Regions from separate parts of the Homo sapiens genome. Here region 1 is linked to region 2. Evidence: chromatin contacts called from ENCODE Hi-C or POLR2A ChIA-PET data. All regions are on one chromosome and are shown on one strand. The core of a region is the stretch at or near the end of the contact, and the rest is flanking DNA. Distances in the headings are between cores, read along the strand shown. Region 1 overlaps SH3PXD2A (SH3 and PX domains 2A). Region 2 overlaps SH3PXD2A (SH3 and PX domains 2A).

The links. Hi-C counts contacts between places; a loop is a spot of excess contacts on that map. ChIA-PET counts read pairs that join two places held with the same protein, here RNA polymerase II (POLR2A). Pooled maps may share reads with other maps.
Region 1: a loop to region 2 is called in a map of Right ventricle myocardium inferior, with 1.8 times the contacts of the local background. The contact joins two enhancer-like sites. A Hi-C loop is called at or near these places in 6 of 168 maps with a recorded cell type or tissue (DLD1, Right ventricle myocardium inferior, astrocyte of the cerebellum and 2 more) and 8 of 50 pooled maps. POLR2A ChIA-PET finds 5 or more read pairs at or near these places in 12 of 52 experiments (BJ, CD4-positive, alpha-beta memory T cell, H1 and 8 more).

What each region holds. Positions count from the first base shown.
Region 1 is chr10:103,830,745-103,837,932 of GRCh38, forward strand. The region is part of intron 1 of SH3PXD2A (SH3 and PX domains 2A); the gene reads right to left. Among named protein-coding and RNA genes, the nearest start is that of SH3PXD2A, 21 kb to the right of the region's middle. RefSeq lists enhancers at 3,911-4,467, 4,468-5,023. Within about 2 kb of position 4,512, at least 16 of the 41 ENCODE cell types and tissues checked have a DNase peak (open chromatin) inside an H3K27ac peak, as active enhancers do; they include gastrocnemius medialis and psoas muscle, where a contact is called at or near this core.
Region 2 is chr10:103,755,269-103,762,613 of GRCh38, forward strand. The region is part of intron 3 of SH3PXD2A (SH3 and PX domains 2A); the gene reads right to left. It overlaps SH3PXD2A-AS1 (SH3PXD2A antisense RNA 1), which reads left to right. Exons shown (of 3, transcript NR_038940.1): 3 at 1-141. Among named protein-coding and RNA genes, the nearest start is that of SH3PXD2A-AS1, 12 kb to the left of the region's middle. RefSeq lists enhancers at 659-1,316, 1,317-1,972 and a silencer at 4,103-4,397. Within about 2 kb of position 3,968, at least 22 of the 41 ENCODE cell types and tissues checked have a DNase peak (open chromatin) inside an H3K27ac peak, as active enhancers do; they include gastrocnemius medialis and psoas muscle, where a contact is called at or near this core.

The sequences.
Region 1 (7,188 bases), core at 3,262-5,761, 76 kb after region 2:
CATAACACCATGTATATAGATTACCAACCACACACACCAACAGCATAACCTATTTTCTGAGGACACACAGGCTTAGGTTAAACAAATTAGAGAGGATGGCTAAGAGGAAAAGGGATAGGATTGAGGATTAGGGCTAAAAGAAAAAATAAAAATAAGTCAGGATGAGGGTTTGCAATGGTGAGAATACGCAATAAATTGAAAAATAGGATGAATTTCCCCAGTTGGTCAGAAGAACCAACACATGATCTACATTTTTAGGTGGGAACAGTCATAATACAAGACAGGTGCGAAGCATCCTTCCAGTCTGTGTTTGCATGCTTTTACTACAAACATATGTAACCATACATTACACACTATTGTTTTGTGAATAATTTTTAATTTACATAAATGGATCGATATTTCCATAAATAATATTTACATAAATGGTATCAGAGATAATATTCTACTTCTTGTTTTTTCATTCAATACTGTTTTGGAGATCTTTTCATGTTGACACTTACAGATCTTATTCATATTAACTGTACAGAATTCCATCAGTGAATATCCTATACCTTATTTATCCAACCATTGGCATTTGTACTGTTCCAAGTGGTAGCCATTAGGGCTGTTCACTGAATATACCAATTCTTTTCCTTCCCAGGCACATGGTAGAATTGTGCTTCCTCAACAACCTGAAGGTATGTGTGGCCAGGTGACCTCTTTGGCCAAGGGATGTGTTATTTTTGGACAGAAGCATTTTTTTTAAATTGAGGCATAACTCATATACTATTAAGGTCACCATTTTAACGTGTACAATTTGGCTGGGCAGGGTGGCTCAATAATCCCAGCATTTTGGAAGGCCAGTGTGGGAGGATTGCTTGAGCCCAGGAATTCAAGACCAGCCTGGGCAACATCATAAGACTCAGTCTCTACAAAAATAAATTTAATTAATTAACTAATTAAAGTGTGCAATTCAGTGTTTTTTTAGTATATTCACAGAATTATGCAACTAATACATCACCACTATCTAATTCCAGAACATTTTCAACACCCCAAAAAGAAACCTCATGGCAGTTAGTAGTTATTCTCCATTCCTCAATACTTCCAGCTCCCGGAAACAACTAACCAACTTTCTGTTTCTATGCATTTAACTGTTCTGGGCATTTCATATGAATATAATCATACAACCTGTGGCCTTTTGTGTCTGACTTCTTTCACTTAGCATAATGTTTTCAAAGTTCATCCAGGTTGCAGGATGAATCAGCACTTCATTCCATTTTTATGGCAGAATTATATTTCATGGACAGAAGCATTTAATTGCCACTGCCGGACACTGCTACACTCTCTCCCCATGCCCCAGGGACCATGGAAGCACTCTAGGCCTTTGCAAGTCTCAGTTTTCAAGTGCCTACAACGAGCAGCAGCCCCTAATGACTCCAATGGACAGGCAGTATGAGCAAGAAATAGAATTTGGGGGCTGTTTGTTCCTGTAACTTAACCTATCCCATTCTGACTGATAAACCAATTTGTCTGTCTTACAAATACATAGCAATAAAAATCATTGCACGTGTCTTCTCATGTGCACTTGGGAGATAGTCTCTACACCCTAGAATCTAAGGTATACACTTAGAAGTAGAACCTAAAAAGAAAAAAAAAAAAAAGAAAAGAAAACAAGGTTCAACCAGCTGATCTGGAGGAAATAATAAATTTCTATCTACTCTCTAAATAATATCTAAAATACTACACACTATTCACAATAGCAAAGACTTGGAACCAACCCAAATGTCCATCAATGATAGACTGGATTAAGAAGATGTGGCACGTATACACCATGGAATACTATGCAGCCATAAAAAAGGATGAGTTCATGTCCTTTGTAGGGACATGGATGAAGCTAGAAACCATCATTCTCAGCAAACTATCGCAAGGACAAAAAACCAAACATCGCATGTTCTTACTCATAGGTGGGAATTGAACAATGAGAACACTTGGACACAGGAAGGGGAACATCACACACACACTGGGGCAGGGTGGGGGAGGGAAAGCATTAGGAGATATACCTAATGTAAATGACGAGTTAATGGGTGCAGCACACCAACATGGTACATGTATACATGTGTAACAAACCTGCACATTGTGCACATGTACCCTAGAACTTCAAGTATAATAAAAAGAAAAAAAAATAGAAGTAGAACCACCAGGTCACATGATAAGCACACCTTCAAATTACTAGATATTGCCACATTGTTTTCCAAAGTGGTTACACCACTTAAAATTCTACGTAAGTGTTCCCACTTCCCCATATTCTCACCAACACTTAGCATTATTAGGCTTTTCATCCTGTACTTTCTAACAGAGAATCACAAACTCTCTTGAACAAAATTGCTAACTATGGCACTCAAGGGTATAGAATATTCTAAATATCTGGTGGTTAACCAGGAAGCCCTTTATGTTACGTCTTTTCCATCTAAGCATTATTTTAGCCTGCTGCCCAGCCATAAGTGGGAAAAAATGCAAAATAATACAATGTCCATGAAGTGATTCCATAGGTATGAGGGATCCACAATGGTCTTCACTGTAAACATCACTTCTCATTTGATGGATTTAGATACAGATGGTATAGGACAACAGATTAAATGTGAACTGACCCATCTGACATAAATCCTAACCTGTCTTATTTATTAATGTCACTTCAATAATTTATCCTACAAAAATAGTAGCTCAAGTTCCCAAAGACATATATATATATATTTATATCTATATATTTATATTTATATATGGATGTTTAGAGCAGCATTGTTTGAAGTGGCGAAAAAGTTAGAGACAGTCTAAATGTTCATTAACAGAGGAATCTTTTTTTAAAAGTTATAATTCCTTATTATCTACCCGAACTTTCTTGAAAGTGAGATGATAAATTTCCACATGGCTTGAGATTGTTTCAGCTGGGATTTTGTTGCTTGCAACTGAACGCCTCCTAACGATTCACTGGTTTTGCACTGGATCTCCTTTGCTAGAGGAAAAGAAATGCAGCCTGACTCTTGTGTGTGGAACACTTGGCCACTTCCCTATTAGCTGCCCCCAAGAGAGAAGTCCTATGACCCTGTGTTTTGAGGGAGGACAGCGTGACCAGGAACCCAGCAACTTTCACCAGAACTTGGTAAGAGGGCTGGGGAGTTAGTCAACATTAAAAACAAATAAAGATGCTTTTTTGTCTGTCTCTCCCCTCCCCCTCCCGGAAAGAGAGTCCCTGGGGAACAGATCAGTAAAGGCTCTGCCCAGTTTCCACCCCTCCCCCACGTCTCTAACCAGGCCAGAGGAAGCAATGGGAATAAACTGCAGGAGAGTTCAACACTTCCTGAAAGACCCAGCTCTGGCCAGCTTTAAGGTGCTGGGGCAGGGGAGAAAATCCACACACTCTGCAAGGTGGCAAGAGGAAATGCTCTCATGGAACCTGAACTCAGGAGCAGAGGCCAGCCCTGCAAGGGCCATGGGGAGTGGCTGTGTCCAGGACCCCTCGGCCACCACATGGAAGGAATCCAGCTCACCCTACGAGCCAATGAAGGGGCTGATGGTAGATGAAAATGTTATGCTGGTGAAAGAAGCCAGTCACAAGAGACCAGGTAGTGTATGACTCCATTATATGAAATGTCCAGAACAAGCCAGTCCACAGGGACAGAAAGCAGGTTCATAGCTGCCTAGGGTGGTGGTCACAGGTGATGGCTAAAGGGTACAGGGTTTCTTTGGTGGACATGAAAATGTTCTGAAATTGACTGTGGTGGCTGTGCAACTCTGAATATACTAAAAACTCTGGAATCATACTCTTTAAGTGAATTGGTCCTATGGTATGGGAATTATATCTCAATAAAGCTGTTCCAAAAAGGGAGGGAGCCAACTGCTTCGGCATGGGCCACCACTCAGGGAGCACAGTGGGGATGCCAAGCACCTGCTGTCTCTGGTATTTTTACCATTAACGTTGCTTTTATGCCAGCCACCAACTCTAGGAGTTGGTGCTACTTTATCATCCTCATTTTAAAGATGAAGAAACTGAGGCCCAGGCAGATTAAGTAATTTGCCCAAAGTCACATGGCCGGTGGTGAACTCCAACTCTCTCAAGCAGCCCTGCGGCCTGTAACCACTATGTGGGCCGCTACAACCTAATCTAAGTCAGTAGACAGCTGAACCAACATGCAAGTTAATGCTGTAGTAGGTTCACACTTATCTTAATAGTTCTGGGCCTGGGAATTTATTGCAGGATAATTTTTCAACATTTGTGCTGCTCAGGCTGCCTTGAATGAGTCTGCCTGCCTCCCAGACTTGGCTGATGTTGGAGCACACAGGTGGGGCAGAGGTGGCCCTTTAAGGTTCTTGGGGACACTGGCAGAAGCTGTCTGCTTTCAAGCAGTTGTTTGGAGTCACAAGCTGGCTAGGTACCAGGAAGCCCTCTCCCAGCAGCTCTGGAAACCAAAGGGTACGAAAGGCCCAGGCTGGGAGTAAATCCCAAATGCCCCATGCAGACTTGCATCTGGGATTGCAGCTTCCGTGGGATTTCCCACTGCTCTGACGTGAGCTCGCAGGGGTGGGAGCAGCCAGGCAACTCGGGTGGCCCCATTGCCTCTGTCTGCCAAGAACTCACAATGACGAAATGTCCACCCGCGATCCCTTCCAGGAATCCAGACTGGGAAGGTCTGTTTCTCTGCCATTCCCTTATTCGAAGTGAAATCGCTTAGCAGACAACGATGGATCTGCATTGCCCCATCCTCACACACCTGGATATGGAATCTCCACACGGTGGAGAAATCAGACCATGTAAACAAACAGGTTGACAGATGCTCACAGGGTATGAAAACTAGACATAAAGTTCTTTACCCAGCTAGAATTTTCTACAGTCTCTTCTCCTGGAGGCCCAGGGGGGTGAACTCAAGGACGTCCTGGTCTTTTGGCCGCCCCCCCAACCCCTCACCAAGTCTTCGCTGATTTTCCAGTCTCCCGTGCAGCTCTACCCTCCTCTGGGTCACAACAACTTTTCCCTGAAGCAGGTCCTCACAGCACACCTGCACCACTCTATAGTTCATGCAGCCAGGCCTCAGAGCCTTCTGCTCCCTATACTTCCTCCTTGGCCTTCACTGAAGCCAGAAATCACGTTTCTAGAGCAAGTGCCCCAAGTGGAGAGGGAGGCCCCTTTCAGCATGAGCAAAGGCTTGGCTGAATCTCACCAAGCTCCCCCTTCACTGGACGAGGAACCAGCAAAGGATGGACTAAAGGCTGGTCAAATCCCAGTACCGCGTCTTCCTAGTTGTGTTACCTTGAGTGAGTGACTCAGCCTTTCTGATTCTCAGGCCCCTTATCTATAAAGGGGAGAAACACAGTCTCTTTTGAGAGCATGAAATGAGGTCTATGGGCACCTGCCTGGCACCAAAGAGGCAATGGAGGAAAAGATCAAAGGTGGTTATTGTAAGTATATGCAAAGATCTATGAGACCCTTTTATACTAAAATCTAAGTATTCTTGGACCCCCTAGCCTGATCATAGGGGGCTCTCAAGGATAAAAGATTGCCCCAGGAATATGCCAACAGCTTTTATTACACACACACACATCCTCCAGCACACACATGCACACACACACTGCACTCACAGCTACACACAGACATGTCCATACACACACAATACATCCCCAACACACACATTCCACACTCAAACCCACACACAGACACATCCATACACACATAACACATCCCCTAACACACACACTCCACAAACTCACACACAGACACATCCATACACACACAGCACATCCCCCAATACACACATTCCACCTTCAAACTCATATACAGACACATCCATACACACACAACACATCCAACACACACAGTCCACACTCAAACCCCCACACAGACATGTCCATACACATGCAACATTCCCCAACACACGAGTGCACACACACTCCACACTCACAGACATGTACACACACACACACACACACACACCCCTTCTTTTCTCCCTTTGTTTTCTTAAAGATGTTCTCACCATCTCTAAAAACACACTAGTGTCTCCACAATTTGAAACACCATCACAAGAAGCTTTCATGTTCATAATGTCCAATGCTCTGCCAACTAGCCCGATTTTACAGAGGGAATTTTACTACAAACAAGCAGAGCGTCTTGCTCATATATGTCACCTTGCACCTGGGCACAGGAGCCGGCAGCCCCTCTCCGTTTCCTTAGACACTTACTGATGCTGCTCCTCCCAGCCTGATGAGTGACGGATGAAGATATTAGATTTCTATTATCCCTAAGTCTCTCGTTTGTTTCCTGAGGCAAGTCTACATAAGGCCGGGTTCCCTTGTTTCCAAGGCCCGCCTATCGTGTTTGCACTGACTGAGCTCCTCCCTGGTGGGCCCCTAGAAGCTGTTGTACTTATCAAGTATTCTTCAGCCCTCTATTCTTTTACCTACTCAGGAAATTGCCCTCTTATTATCAAGAAGACCTCATCAAACAAGTTTCTTATCTGACTCCTCTCTAACGAGAAACCCATAAACCTCCAGACAGGCACCACCGGACAGGCAGCCTGGTGTGGGGACCTGGGAGTCCCAGACAGAGGTTTTCAGTCCTAGCTCTACCACTTGCTAGCAGGAGAAGTTTGCTATCCTAGTTGGGTTCTTCCTGAAGCCGACCCTAAGACAAGGCCTTGGATCCAGGCTGATAACTCCCATTCCCCACCACTTGAGGGTGGGTTCCAGGGATGACAATTAGCCCCCTACCTTCCCCAAGTCTTTCTCAGGTGCACCCACTTGGGCAGAGCAAGCTTCCCTGGGGCCATGGCCCAGGAGGGAGTGCTCACACAGACAGGTGAGGTGGGGAGCTGTCAGTGTGCTGGATGCCACAGCTGGGGCACTGCAGGTGAACTCAGGTGAGCCCAGGGGACGTGGGGCAGGCATCAACAGTGCCCACCATATTTCCAGGAGTCACGGACCCTCTCTGAGCCTTTCCTTGTCTGTGAAATAGGCAGGAGAACTGTAGCACTTCCCAGCAGCACCCCTCAGAGAAGTTGTGGATGTGAGGAGCTCTGCAAACTAGGACACACACAGTACCTGCAGAAGACACCGTCACCTGCTGCACCCACAGCCCTGCACAACTCAGGGCTGCTCTCGAGAGGAGAGTGCAGGAAAGAGTGGGAAAGGCCAGAGCCCACTGAGCCGCCTCTTGGGGCCCTC
Region 2 (7,345 bases), core at 2,718-5,217:
GTGCTGAGGGCTTACTTTGTGCTTTTCAGATGACATTTCATTTGATGCTCTCAATAACCCTGAAGGGATTTCAGAGATGGGGATTATGATGGAGCTTCAGAATTAAACTGATTAAAACTGGCCCAGAGTCACACAACTATGAAGAGGCTGAGTTGGGATTTCTTTTAATTTTTATTTTTTGAAACAGGGTCTCACTATGTTGCCCAGACTGGTCTCGAACTCTTGAGCTTGAGCAATCCTCCTGCCTCTGCCCCCTGAGTAGCTGGGACTACAGATGTGAGACAGCATGCCGAGCCTGCTGAGTTGGGATTTGAACCCCAGGTTTGTCTGGCTGTAAGTCCTCCAGTGTGGAAGTACGATAGCTACCCATCTCAGCCACGGAAAATAGCAGAGTTTTGGTTCAGGCAAGTAGCACTAAGTAGAAAGCCCAGGTATGAACCAGATCTGCAGGAGCCCAAAGTCATTGCTCAGAACCACCCCCTACCCGCTGAGAAGTTCTTCCTGTCCCTGGAAGTTCTCTCTGAGATCCACCCAAATGTGTCCTCACTAAGGCGAAATCTGGCTTCTCCTGTTTGGGCCTGGGGAGAAACATAAACCTAGCCCCTTTCCTTCACACGAGCTTCGATCTTGACAGTTGAAGCCTGCAGGGGTGTCGCCAGGCCACCCTGTCCCTGACAGGTAGAGAAAGGCGAGGCTGCCAGCCAACCCCCACCCTCCACATTTGCCTCCTCCCTTCCCTTTTGAAGGTACATTCAGATGAACGGGCTCCATCTTCAGGCCATGCCAGTCCCCTGGGGCCAACTGTGGTCTGGAGGCTGGGCAGCCTGGCATCCTGGGGCCTCCTCAGTGGACATCAGTCCTGGGAACTGTGGAGGTGAAGGGGGAGGAGGTATTTTCAGCGCCCAGAACGATGGATCTGCTGGGTGCCAGGCAGCCCTGGATGAATGATACATCAGTTCACACAGGTGATGCCTAGAGCCAGCTCAGTCCCTGCCAGAGAAGAGCTCTGGCTTGGGGCTTTGTCCTTGGGCCTGGGTCCAGTTGGAGTGACCCAGGAGGGCAGTGTGCGGGATTAGGCCAGGGACACTGTGGGAGTTTATCTCTTCCAGTGCCCCTCACCTCCTAAGAAGTTGTTGGGGGCCGGAGCTCCTTCTCAATGCGCCTCAGTGTTCCCCTCCACCACCATCACCCGCTGCTGCCACTCCCGAGCCCTCAGTGAAACCTGGACCCAGAAACCAGAGTGCCCAGTGCCCAGAGGCTCCTGGGGAGGGAGGCTGCCCACCACAAAGCACCTTTCATATGCTCCAAAGGCTTCGGCCACCTCAGGGAGGAGGGAGGAAGTCCTTTCCCTTCACCCCCACGGATGCAGCCCACAGGCAGGAGTGGGGAGTGGTGGTGAGGTGAAACACTCCTTCTGCCATCTTGGCCAGGGCTGCCCAGACAGAGCTATGGGCAGTCATCCTCGACCCCACCCCACCACCTCCAATCCATCAGCATGGCCTCTTGGCTGTCCTTCTAAGACAGACCTCAGTCTACTTCCCTCCACCCAGGGCCCAGCCTAGGCCAAGTCACCTTTGCCCTCTCACCTGCCTCTCCAGGACCCCAGCTGGTCTCCTCTGCTCCGTGCAAGCTCCCGCCAGCCCCTTCTCCAGACTCCACACAGGCCTTTGAGGCCTAGCACCTTCTTCTGTCTCTAGCCTCAGCTGCCCACTTGCCCTCTCACCTCTATCAACCCTGGTCTCAGTAACCATCCAGTCTGCCATCTACGCTGGAGTATGAGTTGGCTGGAAGCACCAACCCTGGGGACACCAGGGTATAACTGTACTCTCTCAGCATGGAGGGAAAGGATCCAACCTTGTAAAAGGACATTTAGGCATCAGGTAAGGAAAGGATGTATTTCCAGGGGGAGGGAGTGGAGGGTAAAGGACAGGAGTGTCACCGAGCCCTGAAATCATGCCTGTCACTTTCTGGTGACTTTGCCAACAAGCAAGGTGATCCCTGATTGCTCAAACTTAACTTCTTCAATTTTGTGCCATGGTGATTAGCATGGGGTGCACTAGAATCCAGGACTCTGGAGACCCAGGCCCGGGTGCATTTTCTGCGTCTTAGATGACACAGACTGACTGAGACCATGAGAAGAGACAGGCTTTTCGGCCCAGATCAGAAAGTTCCTGGGGAAGATACCTAGGATACAATCCATCCAGGACGGAGGGTTGGGGGTAGGTGTTCAGGAGCTGATTCCCTTCTAGAATGATTGGGAAGGCACATACCAAGTTGTAACAAGGTGGCCTGGCTCTTTTCCTGGTCTTGGAATGTGGGGATGTCGCGGGGGAAGGGCTTGGGAGACTGATCTACATTTCAAAAGTAAAAAAGCCCCTTGCGTGGCTGACCCCTGCAAAGCTTGTTACTCCCTGCAAGACCTGGAGGGTCTGCAGCTCGGAGTCTGGAAGGTAGTGACAGTGACACTGCCATGTGATCAGAGGCCGGATCCCCACCTTTCATCCCAGATCAGCCATCTGGGTCATCTGCTCTTTAGAAACAAGCTCCTTGCTGCTTTGCAAGTTACCACAGGCCGGGAAAGAACTGCAGGAAGTGAGGCTGTGCCTGGGCTGCGGCCTGGGCTGCAGTGGGAAGAGCTGACTCAGCACAGAGTGGGGAGGGCAAAGGAAATCCCACATCTGTGTCCTGCGGCAAAGCCACCACGAGCACAGACAGGCTTGCGGCACCAGTCCTCTCCCGTTGCACGCCACACAGCGCTTTCCATGCATTAACTGCTTGCGATGTCACCAAACCATGATCAACCCATTTGACAGATGATGCTACAGAGCCTGGAGTCCGTGTGACTGGGCCAGATGGCACAGCTCACAAACACACAGGTGGAGCCGCTCTGGAGTGTCTTGGCTCCACAAGTCCTGTCTGCCCAGCTGTCTCTGGGTGACTCAGCACTCCTCACTGTTCCACACACTTCTTACTGTTCTTCAAACATATACCGGTGGTCCGACTAAGGTTACTGTTCTTGCTGTCCCCCCAAGCCTGGCACCCCTGGGCCCTGATGATCCAAACCTACTCAGTGGAGATGTCACCTCTGCAAAGAAGCCCTTTGTGACCATCTAATTTCAGATGCCTTGAGCTGTAGCACCTGCCACATGACCTGGTTATTTTTCCTTCTGGCACTCATCACTCTTGGAAATTGCTCATCTATTTGTCTTCTGACTCCCACACTGGAAGGTAAACTTCCTGAGAACCACAACCAGGCCTACTTTGTTCTCAGTCATATCACCAGTGACCACAGCTGGCACACAGTATGTGTTCAATAAATATCTGTGATAGAAAGGAATGAATGTAGCTATTCCACGCTGTGTTCAGAGTCAGCTGCTGACAGCAGGCCCTGAAAACTGCCCGTCCAGATTACAGAGTAGGAGACTGATTTTTGGGGATGGGAAGCAGTAATTACATCAAGAGAAGACAAAATACCTCCAGTGGAGGTTGGAGGAAAGCTGTGTTTAAGATGGCACACGGTGCCTCTCAGGCCTATAATCTTGTTGACCTTTTTAAACCCCAGAATTACCAACAGACCCTATTTTTCCTTCTCCATCACATAGTTTGGCTTTTCCTGACATCCCAGGTCACCTGTGGGACCCAGAAACTTCTCAACCTCTCTTCCTTGGGGGTTGCAGTCTGGTGAAATCTCTGAGCCACAACCTCCCTCATAGCATCCAGGGCCCTTCAGGAAGGGCTTTCTCAGCTGGTGCCTGGTGGAGACACACACAGACACCTATAGCCCAGGGAGCGGGCCACGGACCAGCTCTAGTTAAAGACATCCCTTCCCCCTGCTTCCTTCTATGCTGGAACAAATACCGGATCTTCTGCACAGGGCTCTGGGGGCTGGGAGAGGAAGGCCCCGGAGAACATGCTTGCAATTCACCCAGCACCCTCTGCACTGTGGCTCCAAACTGCCTCTTCATTACAGGGCCGTTACGTAAACTGGCGAGTCAGTACAAAAGAAGCAAGCATGCCTGCTGACTAAAAATATACCTCTAAGCTCATAAGGTCACAAGGCTGTCTGCAGGCTGGCAACGCCTACCTTGATTATGGTTATAGATTCACTTTTCTCCCTAAGCAATCTCACTTCTCCAGGACTCATCAACCTGGGGATATGGATAGCGATGCATGGGACTAACTCAGCTATTAGGATGAAGGGCTTTCTGGAAGCCCAGAGGCCCAGTGCCAGCCAGTACAGAGACACAGATGGCTTGCTAGTGGGAGGGGACCTCGCACAGCCTTTGCAGAGGGAGTGCAGCTCTTTTTGCTCCACTGCCTGGCTTCTGAAGTCCCTCAATCCCTGGCCACAGTTGTTTGCTTTTTACATCAGCAGCTACACACTCTACTTCATGTCGTAATGACCATTTCCTCTCAGGGAGTCTCCTCAGGCCAGCAAACTCGGGATACACAGGAAATCTACTCCAATCCCAGGATGGGCAACAGGAGATGGATTTTCCACAGTCATCTTCTAAAACAAGGCAGAAAATTCCAAGTAAACAGTAGGCTGCCCTGAGAGGCTGGTGACCCCGCCACGCTTGGCCCAATGTCCTAAGGAATTTGATTTCTGCCCACCCCTCCAAAAAGCAAGAGACCTCAGAAAGCGCTAAGGCACACTTCTGAGCCAATTCTCCCTGGGCCTCCTGCTGTTGTACATGTCTTGTAAACAAGGCACTAACTGCTTTTTGTTTTGGATGATCTTTTCAAAGGTGCTTGCATAGCAAACAGCCTTAGAAGACAGAGGTAGTGCCTTGCTCTGGGGCATACGGCAGGTTTGCATATAGTCTTGGACTAAGGATAGTGTCCATCTTGGGAGCAAAAGGGCAGGTTTGCTTACCATCCATTATAAAAAGATGCAGGCTCCCCTCCTATAAAGTAACTCACTGCATATGCAGGCATTCATCTGAGCCCGTCTTGTCACACCTACGGAACTTGGAGGAACAGGAGAAGTCCCAAAGTATAAAAATATATGTAAACCAGGTCAGGTGCAGTGGCTCACACCTGTAATCCCAACACTTTGGGAAGCCAAGGCAGGTGGATCACTTGAGTCCAGGAGTTTGAGACCAGCCTAAGCAACATGATAAAACCCCATCTCTACAAAAAAATACAAAAATTAGCCAGGCATGGTGGCACGCAACTGTAGTCTCAGCTACTTGGGAGGCTGAGGCAGGAGGACAGATTGAGCCTCTGAAGTGGAGGCTGCAGTGAGCTGTGACTGTACTACTGTACTCCAGCCTGGGCAACAGAGCGAGACCCTGTCTCAAAAAGATATATATATGTATTTAAAATATATACATGTATATAAAATATAAAATATACAATACAATATATGTATATAAAATAAATATGTATATGTAACGAGGGAAAGATGAATACTTTTTTTTTAATCAAAAGAGAGCTGGAGTAAAAATATGTTTTTTGTTTGTTCGTTTTAGAGATAGAGTCTTGCTCTGTTGCCCAGGCTGGTCTCAAACTCTTATCCTCAAGTGATCCTCCTGTTTCAGCCTACTGAGTTGCTGGGAATACAGGTATGAGCCACTGTGCCCAGCCAAGAATACTTAAAAGAATATTTTTTTTAAAAGTTCCTTGCTTTGCAACAGGATTTATTATATGCCTCTTTTGAATAGAATAATACTTTGGACACCTAAAAGATCATGTGATTTGTTCCAAAGAGCTGAATTTGCACAGGTTTCTGGAATATGCCTTTTTGTTGAGGATGGGAATGCCGAGAGGTTGGGCCTGGGAGTACAGTTTCTCAGGGACTATTATCAAACCACTGCCTCCTTCCTAAAGACCAGCTGACATGCTTGTTTAACAGCACTCTCCACCTCCATAAAATAAAAATCAATTACTCAGGTCTGTGGTCTAGTTAGTTGAGTTGTGCCAATATTAATTTCCTGGTTTTGATAACATACTGCGGTTACATAAGATGTTACCATTGGGGGGAAGTGATGTGATGGTGGAAAGTGATTTGACCTCTCCTTAAAATGGGAATAATGCCAGCTACCCTGCAGTACAGTGGTGGAATTGGAGGGGGGAATGTAGAGTGCCTAGTATTTTTGCAACCTCTTGTGAGTCTCTAATTATTTCAAAATAAAAAGTTTAAAAAAATGCTGTTAGGAAACCAAATAGCCAAACTTGTTAGATCATAATTAAAGGAAGATAGCACTCTGAAAGCCTTGGGACTATCTTATTTGTAATCATTAAAATAATAAGTTAAGTGGTTTAATTGCAAGAAAAATATCAATTACTCTGTGCTGGTGAGTAATTACCTCGGCCACTCAATGGAATGAGAGAACCCTTACAGGTCACCTGAGTCCCCGTGAGGTTCCAGCCACCTGCCACCCACACAGGGCACTCCTGAAACATGAGATAGCAATGACAGCCCGAGGGAGAGGCTGGACCTCCCAGTGGTCTGTCTCAGGCAGAACTTCTCAGATCCCTAACCTGGGAGGTGTGCAGGCAAGAAGGGAGGGACAAAGACAGAGTCTAGCTGAGGCTGTTGTGGCAATTCCTTCTTGCCCAAGGAAAGACATACGGCCCCATAGGAAGAATCGCGGCTCTGCTGCTGTATGGCTAAGTGATGGTGGACAGTGATTTGACTTCTCTTTAAAATGGGGATAAAGCCACCTGCAGTGAGACTGGAGGGAAGGTATGCAGAGTGGCTAGGATAAGGCTAGGCACACACTAGGAGCAATCAACACGTCTTTTTTTTTTTTTTTTTTTTTTTTTTGATACAGAGTCTCGCTCTGTCACCCAGGCTGGAGTGCAGTGGCACAATCTTGCTCACTGTGACCTCTGCCTCCCAGGTTCAAGTGATTCTCTCACCTCAGTCTCCCAAGTAGCTGGGACTACAGGCATGTGCCACTATGCCTGGCTAACTTTTTGGTTGTATTTTTAGCAGAGATGGGGGTTTCACCATATTGTCCAGGCTGGTCTGGAACTCCTGGCCTCAAGTGATCCACCCATCTCAGCCTCCCAAAGTGCTGGCATTGCGGGTGTGAGCCACTGCGCCCAACATGTCTTAACAAAGCACCCCCCATCCAGCCTCATGATAGAAACATGACAGAGGCGGATAAGGGCCTTGTCTCAAAGGAAGGCTGCAAAGGCCAGCAAAAGAGATGGGTGTGTCTCCCTCAGTCTCACATAATACGGGGTTTGGAGGCATAGGCCTGGGGGGGCTCCCTTTCCTTCCCTCTACCCCTTGCCCCCACCACCACTCTTCAGGGTGTCTGGGCTCTGGAGTAACTCTCTGCCCCTTCCTGACCATGAAACGTCTGGGTTTTCTTTCCCAGGATGCCTTGCT